Linked DNA regions of Homo sapiens: region 1 is linked to region 2. Evidence: chromatin loops called from intact Hi-C (ENCODE). Cell type or tissue: GM12878. All regions are shown on one strand.

Evidence for each region. A loop is a pair of places that touch in the nucleus more often than their neighbours do. Peaks named below come from ENCODE experiments on the same cell type or tissue, not always from the same donor. Only the 100,000 strongest peaks of a DNase experiment are listed, where the experiment ranks them.
Region 1: a loop joins it to region 2, with 8 times the contacts of the local background. A loop is called at or near these places in 2 of 110 quality-filtered maps.

Annotation. Positions count from the first base shown.
Region 1 is chr7:69,920,310-69,925,309 of GRCh38, reverse strand. The region is part of intron 2 of AUTS2 (activator of transcription and developmental regulator AUTS2); the gene reads right to left. Among named protein-coding and RNA genes, the nearest start is that of AUTS2, 320 kb to the right of the region's middle. In GM12878, no CTCF peak of the experiment used is centred here; DNase peaks (open chromatin) are centred at 2,639 and 3,079; H3K4me3 peaks cover 493 bases; H3K27ac peaks cover 2,981 bases.
Region 2 is chr7:69,801,275-69,806,274 of GRCh38, reverse strand. The region is part of intron 1 of AUTS2 (activator of transcription and developmental regulator AUTS2); the gene reads right to left. Among named protein-coding and RNA genes, the nearest start is that of AUTS2, 210 kb to the right of the region's middle. RefSeq lists an enhancer at 2,093-2,142. In GM12878, no CTCF peak of the experiment used is centred here; DNase peaks (open chromatin) are centred at 1,543 and 1,934; H3K4me3 peaks cover 965 bases; H3K27ac peaks cover 2,745 bases.

The DNA.
Region 1 (5,000 bases), 120 kb before region 2:
GAAAAATAAGCAAAGTAAAACTAAAGTAAGCAGAAAGAAGGAAATCAATGAAATATAAAACAACAGAGAAAAATCAATGAAAATAAAGCTTGTTCTTCAAGAAGATCAATAAAATTAATAAACTCCCAGTCATACTGATATGACAGAGAGAGAAGAGGGGAGGAAAGGAGGCTATCAACAGATATAGAATTGCCATAGATTCTATAGATATAAAAGGATAATGAAGGAATATTATATGAATTTTATGCCAATAAATTCAACAACTTTGATAAAATGAAAAAATTCCTTGAAAAGACATAAATTACCAAAGCTGACTCAAGAAGAAATGGATAACATAAATAGTTCAATATTTAGTAAAGAACATGAATATTTCATTTAAAACCTTTCCACAGAAAGAAAACTCTAGGCCCAGATGGATTCACTGACAAATTCTACCTATCATTTAAGAAAGAAATAACAGGCCGGGCCTGGTGGCTCATGCCTGTAATCCCAGCACTTTGGGAGGCAGAGGCAGACGGATCACCTGAGGTCAGGAGTTTGAGACCAGCCTGACCAACAGGGAGAAACCTCATCTCTACTAAAAATACAAAATTAGCTGGGCGTGGTGGCGCATGCCTATAATCCCAGCTACTCAGGAGGCTGAGGTAGGAGAATCGCTTGAACCCAGGAAGCAGAGGTTGCAGTGAGCTGAGTTTGCGCCATTGCACTTCAGCCTGGGCAACAAGAGCAAAACTCTGTCTCAAAAAAAGAAAAAAAAAAAAGAAAAGAAAGAAAGAAAGAAAAGAAAAGACAAAAGAAATAATAACAATTCTACACAAACTCTTCTAAGAAACTGAGGAAAAGGGAATATTTCCCTACCTTTCCTATGAGGCCAGCATCACTCTGATAATAAAACCAGACAAATAGATCAAAAGAAAACTACAGACCAATTTTTATTCATGAACACAGGTGTAAAAATTCTTTAAAACATTTTTAACAAATCAAATCCAACAATCTATTTAGAAGTTAATATATCATGACTAAATAGAGTTTACCAAGGAAAGCATTTTGGTTTCACATTTAAAAACCAATCAATGTATTACTATATTAATAAACAAAAAAAGAAAAATCATATGATCATCTTGATAGACAAAAAAAAGGTGTTTGACAAAATATAACATGCATTCTTGATTAAAATTCTGACAAACTTAGAATGGAACATTCTCAACCTAATAAAGGGCACTATGAAAAACGTATAGCTAAGCTCAGAATTAATGGCAAAAGATTCTGTCTTTCCCCCTAAAATCAGGAAAAGGGCAGGAGTGTCCAGTCTTGTCTCTTCTATTAAACATGATCCTGTAAGTTCCTGACAGAGAAATCAGACAAGAAAAAGACAGAGAAGATACCCAGATTAGGAGGAAAGAAATAAGCTGCTTCTATTCACTAAAAATATGATCATCCATGTAGAAAATCCAGTAAGACCTACAAAAAAAACTACTAGAACTAATAAGTGAGTTTAGCAAGGTTGCAGAATGCAAGTGAATATACAAAAATCAGTGAATTTCTACATATTGATAGTGAACTGGAAACTAAAGTTAAAAAACACCACCATTTAATACTGCATCAAAAATATGAAACACATAGGAATAAATCTGACAAAATATATGAAAGGCTTATATACTGAAAAGTACAAAATATTGCTGAAGGAAATAAGTAAGATCTAAATAGAGAGATAGACCTTGTTCGAGAGTTGAAAACTCAATATTTTAAACTGTCAATTCTCCCCAAATTGATCACACGATCAATATAATCTCAACCAACATCTTGGCCAGATTCTTTATAGAACCTGACAAGCTGATTCTAAAAGTCATACGCTAGTGAAAAGAATCTTAAAAAGCCAAAACTATGTAACATTATCTCACTTCAAAACTTACTACAAAGCAAGCTACAGTAATAAAGACAGTATAGTATAGGCATAAAGATAGACAAATAGATCAAAGGAACAGAATAGAGAGTATAGAAATAAACTCACACATACATGGACAACTGATTGTTTACAAAAGTACAAAGGCAATGCAAAGGTGGAGAATGGACAGCTTTTTCAAAAATGCCTTCAGAAAAATTGAATATCCATATGCAAAAGAAATTAACTTTAATCTATACCTCCCACCATATTCAAAACTTAAAATCAAACAGGCACAGTCTACTTCATGTCAAGTATACCTTTTGGAAAAGAAAAGGCAGAAATAAGCCAACCAGTCTTAGGGTTGATTCAGGCAAATACATAACATGGACCAACGCATACCAATCTGTGATAACTGATATTGTAACAACTGGTTAAGCACTTTAAAGCATGTTAATTTATTCTTTAAAAATACAAAAATTCACTTCATTTCTTTTTTGAACAATATCAACATCAGTTTCCCTTTACTATAAGTATAAGAAACCAACACTAGAGGAAAGGGAATGTACAGAAAATATTCAAAATGGTGTACAAAATCAACTGAGAGATAATATACTGCCTCCTCATGCTTTCAGTAACCTTTCCCACGCTATGTTAACAAGTCTGAAGTTACCCAGGCCATATGCTAATATAATGCATACACTCTATAAGTAAATGATCTTCACTAAGAAGTGTCGAAATGTGTAAGGAGAGAAGCATTCTTTCTGGTGTACAGACTAGGAAAGCAATTCACACAATCTCAAATTAAATTGAGAGTTTCTGAGTTGGCTACAACCAAAAATCACCCTGAGAAGTGAAAACAGCATGGATCACTTAAGAGCATGAAAATGTGGTTTCTCTTCTCACATTTATACTTACTGTATGTATCAATACCACATACCAGGGCCTATACAGTAAAAGTGCTAAGAAAGCAGCGAAGCTTAAGCCATTTCTAAAGTCTTAGAAGAGGCTTTGGTGAAGTCAATCTCGTGCTACCTGTTTTAGCAGATAAAACAACATCTTCCTTAAAAACAGTCAAAGAAAGGATCAGCTTATGCTAGGTGAGTAATAATGCCAACAGTTTATTGCCCCAATAAACCTCTTAAGGAGTAGAAAAAGGACAGCGCTAGTTGGTAGTAAGTTTATATGTAACCACATACCTGGCTTAGCCTTTCACAGACTGCGTGCATGAAATCAAAAAGCCAAAGATGATGCAATTTGATGTGTGAGAATTTTACAAATGCAAAGTAGCCTACTGAGTGCAGCTCAAATATCCCTGAGACTAGTCAACATTTACTAATTTTTTTTTCTTTTTTCTTTTTTTGAGACAGAGTTTCACTCTTGTTGCCCAGGCTGGAGTGCAATGGCGTGATCTCGGCTCACTGCAACCTCTGCCTCCCAGGTTCAAGAGATTCTCCTGCCTCAGCCTCCCAAGCAGCTGGGATTACAGGCATGTGCCACCATGCCCACTAATTTTGTATTTTTAGTAGAGACGGGGTTTCTCCATAATGGTCAGGCTGGTCTCAAACTCCTGCCCTCAGGTGATCTGCCTGCCTCAGCCTCCCAAAATGCTGGGATTACAGGCATGACCTACCATGCCCGGCCTTTTTTTTTTTTTTTTTTTTTAAAGACAGAGTCTCGCTCTGTTGCACAGGCTACAGTGCAGTGGTGTGATCTCGGCTCACTGCCTCCTGGGTTCAAGCAATTCTCCTGCCTAGGCCTCCCAAGTAGCTGGGATTATAGGCACACACCACCAAGCCTGGCTAATTTTTGTATTTTTTAGTAGAGATGGGGAGTTTTACCATGTTGGCCAGGCTGGTCTCAAACTTCTGACCTCAGGTGATCTGCCTGCCTCTGCCTCTCAAAGTGCTGGAATTACAGGCGTGAGCCACCATGCTCGGCCAACGTTTACTAATCTTAATAGCATCTGTGAGATCCAGAATGGTTTTCATAAATGTCTGGTTTTCTCCTTCTATTTCCCACCGTGATGTTTTTTGTTTCTTTTAACTTTTCTACTTTTCCTAGTTATTACGGTTAAAAAAAAAAAAAAAAAAAAAAAAACTTCAAGTCTAAATACTAAAACCAGAAGACATACATTTCTTCAGACAATCTCAATGCATCCTGCTTTGGAAATTTTGTCCTTCATTTCAGGAAGAAATTTTTATAATTCACACAACTTCCTTAGTCAATCCAACAAGAAAGTCAGGAAAAACACATAGGCATTTATTTTGATTAGGAAAAATTCTCACATTAACAATAAGAAAACAAACCACACAACTCGCCATCTCTGATGCCAAAGCCAGAGGCAGACCTTCATGGTGGCAGCTCATAAATTCTAGCCCAAGATCACAAATACAGCTGTAAGGAAACCCTCCCAAGAAAAACACATGGCATTATAAAAACCACGAGGGAGATTAGTGAAAAATTAAGCACGTATCATTCACCAACTTTTCCAAGAGTATTTTTTTACAGTTTATTTACTTTAAACTGTCCCAAAGTAATTAACCCAGAGGTGAAGCCCTGGAAAATAGGGACCATCTCTTATATTCCTCTGACATCTCTCAGGTTTGAAACACAGAGAATGCATGTAAAACATGTACTGAATAAAGAGAGCTACCTGGAAGAGGGCAAGGAGTCCTACACAAGAACCATTTCACGCCAGTGTTGAACAGTCTAGGAAGAAAATACTGTATCTTATCAATTTCATTCAGTCTACATAAATAGGGTATAGGGAAGGATTTTCCAAAGCCAGAAGAATCAACATATATGCCTCACAATTTACTTACTGAAAAACTGAAAAGCAGGCCAGGTACAGTGGCTTACACCTGTAATCCAAGCACTTTGGGAGGCCATGGCAGGTAGATTCTCTGAGCTCAGGAGTTTGAGACAAGCCTGGGAAACATGGAAAAACCCTGCCTCCCCCGAAAATACAAAAACAGCCGGGCATGGTGGTGCATACCTGTAGTACCAGCTGCTTAGGGGACTGAAACGGGAGGATTGCTTGAGCCAGGAGGTTCAGACTGCAGTGAGATTGTACCACTGCACTTCAACCTGAGTGACAAAGCAAGACCCCCTCTCT
Region 2 (5,000 bases):
TTCATATCTTCCTCTTGTCTTTCTTCTGTGGTTGTGACGCTGGTTTAAAAAAAAAAAAAAAAAAAAAAAAAAAAAAAGCCTTGGCTGGGCATGGTGGCTCCCATCTGTAATCCCACTTTGGGAGGTGGAGGTAGGAAGACCGCTTGAGACCAGCCTGGGCAACATAGCAAGACCAAGACCGTGTGTGTCTCTATCAAAAGTTACAAAATTAGCCAGGTGTGGTGTCACGTGCCTATAGTCCCAGCTACTCAGGAGGCTGAGGTGGGGGAATCGTGTGAGCCTAGGAGTTTGAGGATGTAGTTGAGCTATGAACGCGCCACTGCACTCCAGCCTGGGCAACAGAGTAAGACCCTGTCTCAAAAAACAAAAAACAAAAATTAAACTAAACAATTAAAAATAAAAAGGGACCTTGGTGTGAGATTCAGTCAGGAGAAAGAAAACTTTCTGTCACTGCTGCCTAAATACTATCATCCAATATTAACTTATTGCTCACTGGGGACATCACAATATACATCTTCATAGAGAAATAAAGGTTGGTTCTGCTTCCTACACTTGACTCAGGAAGAAAGCCTTCCTTGATACTGCATAATTTTTAGAACTCCCAGCCTCAGAAGAACTGATCTGCGTTGCTTGGTTCCTTCTGTACACAGATTTGCAAAAATATTCCATAAGAATTTGCATTTTCCCTGTCTTTTTCCTATTCTTTTTTCCTTCATATTTTCTTGTCTGCACAATTTGGTTCTTTTTTATAGTCACATTCTATTCCTGTACCATCCTACCCAGATCATTTACTTTATTCAGGATATGAAGCCTCTTTCATTCTTCATTGGAATTTTTTTCTTCTGAGCAACAAATGTAAAAAAAAGTCTGCCTCTGCGTATTATTTGTCTCCTCTTTCTGACTATCCTCCCCCATGGCAGTTTGTCTAACGTAAAAACATTTCTCACAAGGAAATTTCTGGGCAGGGGGCAGAGGTAAAGGGTGACTTCAAAAATGCCAACATTGAGCAAAGCACTTGCCACAAATGTAATGTTGGTGTATTTTAAAAGCCTTGCCATGTAACCTCACAGTATCTTTGCAGATTTATCTCCTGTTATCAAGGCTGCTACTTAAGTCAACAAGGCATTGGGCTGAGACTATAAACACTGCCACAGTGGATCATATTCACAGTCCATCCTCACATCAGCACTCTGCATCTGACAATCAACTGCACCAAATAAGAGTTTAAAGGAAGATATAACTGTCCTCTCTCATATAAAAGTTAAAATATCAACTGTTACAAGCTCAAGAGACTAAAAGGAAAGCAACGTCTGTCTGTGTAGTGATTCTTAAAGTTGGGTATAATCACAGGAGGGCTTGTTAAGACACAGATTGCTGGCTTCCTCCTCAAAGGTTTCTGATTCAGGAAGTCATGGTAGAGCCTTGGAAATCTGCATTGCAAACAAGTTCCCAGATGATGATGATATTGCTGCTTCGAAGACCACACTTTGATAACCACTATTCTGGTAAAGAAGTAAAATCCAGAGATGCTACAAATCGAGACAAGAAATGTGATAACAAAACTCAGCACGATTCTCGACAACAACTCAGGTCTGTCACCATCCATGTAACTGTGGGGTTCATGATCCTACATTTTGGCTGTCAACAGGAATAAAACTAATAGATCAGGAGAATGATAAAGCAAAGTCTGGGCTAGTAAGTATATTTAAGTCTTCATTGGAGGCACTATAGGATTAACTATCATGGCAGCTCTTTACTGACTCTTAGAAAGTAGAGACGAAGGTGACACTTCAAATCCACCCTAAACTCAGCATTTCAGAGTTGAGTCAGGAACCAAGTGAGGTAAACCTCTGACATGCTATAGGAGCCACTAATGAACTTAAATTCAACATCAAAGGTATGAGAAGTTTCACACAGTGAGGACTGAAAGCTCTGTGTGCCCACTGGGGGATACCTGCAACACTACTGTGCTTTGTGAAAATGCCATTTGAGTAAACTACAGATGTGTACGTGACCATATATGTGTGTTATGGTTTCACACCCACTCCCCCAGCAACACTCCCATCTCTTCCCTCCTGTCTTCCTCCTATCTGTCACTGCTGCTCAAATACTATCAGCCAATATTAACTTATTGCTCACCAGGGACATCACAATCTACATTTTCTTAGGGAAATAAAGGTTGATTCTGGAAATACACGTTGTTTAGTATGGTGTCAATGGAAAATGAAAAAAAATTTTCTTTGAGACAAGAGTCTCACTCTGTCACCCAGGCTAGAGTGCTGTGGTGCAAACAATGATCACTGCAGCCGCAACCACACAGGCTCAAATGATCCTCCCACCTCAGCCTCCTGAGTAGCTGGAACCACAGGTGCCTGGAACCACGCCTGGCTAATTTGTTTGTTTATTTTGTAGAGACAGTGTCTTGTCATGTTGCCCAGGCTGGTCTGAAACTCATAGAATCAAGCAATCCTCCTGCCTTGGCCTCCCAAAGTGCTGGGATTACAGGCAAAAGCCACCATGCCTGGCCTAGAAAATGAAATTTAAAGAGTTCTGAAAAATGTTAAGTCCCAAAGAGAAAAGCATGTGCCACTGTTAGAGGCCTCCCCGGGAACAGGTGGGAACAGTTGAGTTTAATTAGCTTATAGCTGGTACTGACTGTATGGGAAGGCAGGGATTTGTTTTTTGACTCCAAGTCTTCAGGTTATATTTTCTGTAACTGTTAACAACTACAAGGACTTTTTTTTTTTCCAAAGATGGTAACATTTGTATGCAAGGACTTTTATTTGGTGTTTACAGGAAACAGAGGAGAGAAACCAAGATGGTAAGGATTTCCAGCAAAGCAATCCAACATCATTATAGAGAAGCAAACCCAGTGAGTTTTGTTATATTAGTGGGCATCGGTGGCTTCTAGATGGCCCCCACTGGCACATGCACAGTCCCCAGAAAGTGACCACATGTGACAAGTGACAGCATTTATTCAAGAGTTCTCTCCAATTGGTGCACTTCAGAGCTGATCATCAAAGAGAAAGGAGTGCACGGTACATCAGCAGTCTGAACTACAGTATTCCAAGTAAAGCAATTCCTTCAGGAAGACTATGAAATGCAGGTATTTATAATTCTGCTGAGACCCCAAACTGATTATTGCCCATTGTGGGAGGAGCTAAAAACCACCCAGTCCAGTAACAACAGCTGAACTTGGGTTTGTCATTCTCTTTTATTAAGCATACACAAACTGTCATGTGGACAACGACATTTTTGAGGAAATGACCTCCAAATGAGGGGGAAAGTGTCAATGAAATTTGAAACAGCAATTAACTTATGGTGTTTCTGCCATGAACAGTCAACACACAATTCTCTGAAGAACTGTCAATATAAACAGAACCAGTATTCTGTACAAAGATCTTCGCAATGGAAGATTTAAGAATTCACAAAGAATTCATCCCTTACTAATATACTGTTCCCTTGGGCTCTCCAGCAGCATACTAAGGCCAAGTCCTAAGGAGCATTAAACCCAAAGCATAGATGGGTAATCCAGAAAAACAAAACACTGAAAAGCAAGATGTTGGTTTACTTACCCCAAAAAGTCAGGTGCTTTGACCAACAGCAATCAATGATGGTTATAGCACAGGCACTATGAGCCAGTACTCTAAGGTTCAGAAAGAACCTAAAGTTCCTCTCCAGTTGCAGAGACAAGACTGCTGCACAAATAAGCAATTACAGAAGATAACATTTCATTACCTAATGAAATGAGTTCACAGTTAGTGTTACAGGACAACAGATAAGGAAGCCATCAAGGAGACAGAAGTAGACAGAAAAGCCCTTCCGTTATCAATCAGAGTAAGTTATCAGGTCCCCATGCAGGGGACACTGTGATAAGACTGCATAAACTACTTAAGTGAGAAATACACTGTGCCCTGAAGGAAAAACAAGATCTGAGAGAGGTGGTTCCACCACAAACTAGAGCTTAGAAAATAACAAAACACAAATTCTGACCCATGAAAAGGAAAAGACAGGCTTTTTCCTTAGGGCCTTTTCCATAAAACTAAGTTGGCAAGAAGAAACATACGCTCTCCCCTTAACATACGTCTTCAGGCTAAGATTTAGTCAGGGAAACTATCCAAAGACAGGAAACATTTGCAGATTCTGATCAAACAGGCCACTGAAAGCCCAACCTGCTGGTCTGGCCAACGTAATAAACATGAGGGATGAGGAGCACATTCCAAAGAGCTATGCACACTGTCCTACCTCACTTCTCCCAAATACCCACCTGGCTTACTTCCTCACCCCCTTTTAGGTAATTACTCAAGAGTTGCCTTCTCAGTGACTCCTTTCCTGGCCACTGAATCTAAAATTGCATGCCCCACCACCACAACAGCACACATCACATCATTTCCTGGCCCCCTTTCCTCCTTCCTAGCACTTACCAGTTTCTAATACTCTAGATATTAGACGTTTCTTTATTGACATTCCCTTCCACTAAAATGCATGTTCCATTGAGTCAGAGAGATTGTTGTCTGTTTTGTTCACTGTTGTGTCTTGAGCACCTAGAAAAGTGCCTGACATATATCAAACAATCAACAAAACTGTTGAATGAATGAATAAATGAACAAATGCATGTTTGTACTGACACCTGTGGGAAGTTTTGTTTTAAGATAGTACATAATGTAGTAAACACTTCAATGGAGAGTAATGTCTTTTATTATACATACACAAACATATTTATGTATATATACACCACATATATATACCTATATATCTTATATTTATATTCATTTATATACCATATATAGGTATAAATATTTTATATATAGGTATATCTTATTTATATACATACATATATATGTATATATGGTATATCAATAAGACCATCAAGGTAGAGCTTTATTTGCAGAAAGGTTTGCCCAGTTTTAGGTCCATCAGCAGGCACATAAAATGTTTTTAATCGTATCAACTTCCATCTCCTTTCTGTTTATTTTTAATCATTCTTTCTCATAGAACCT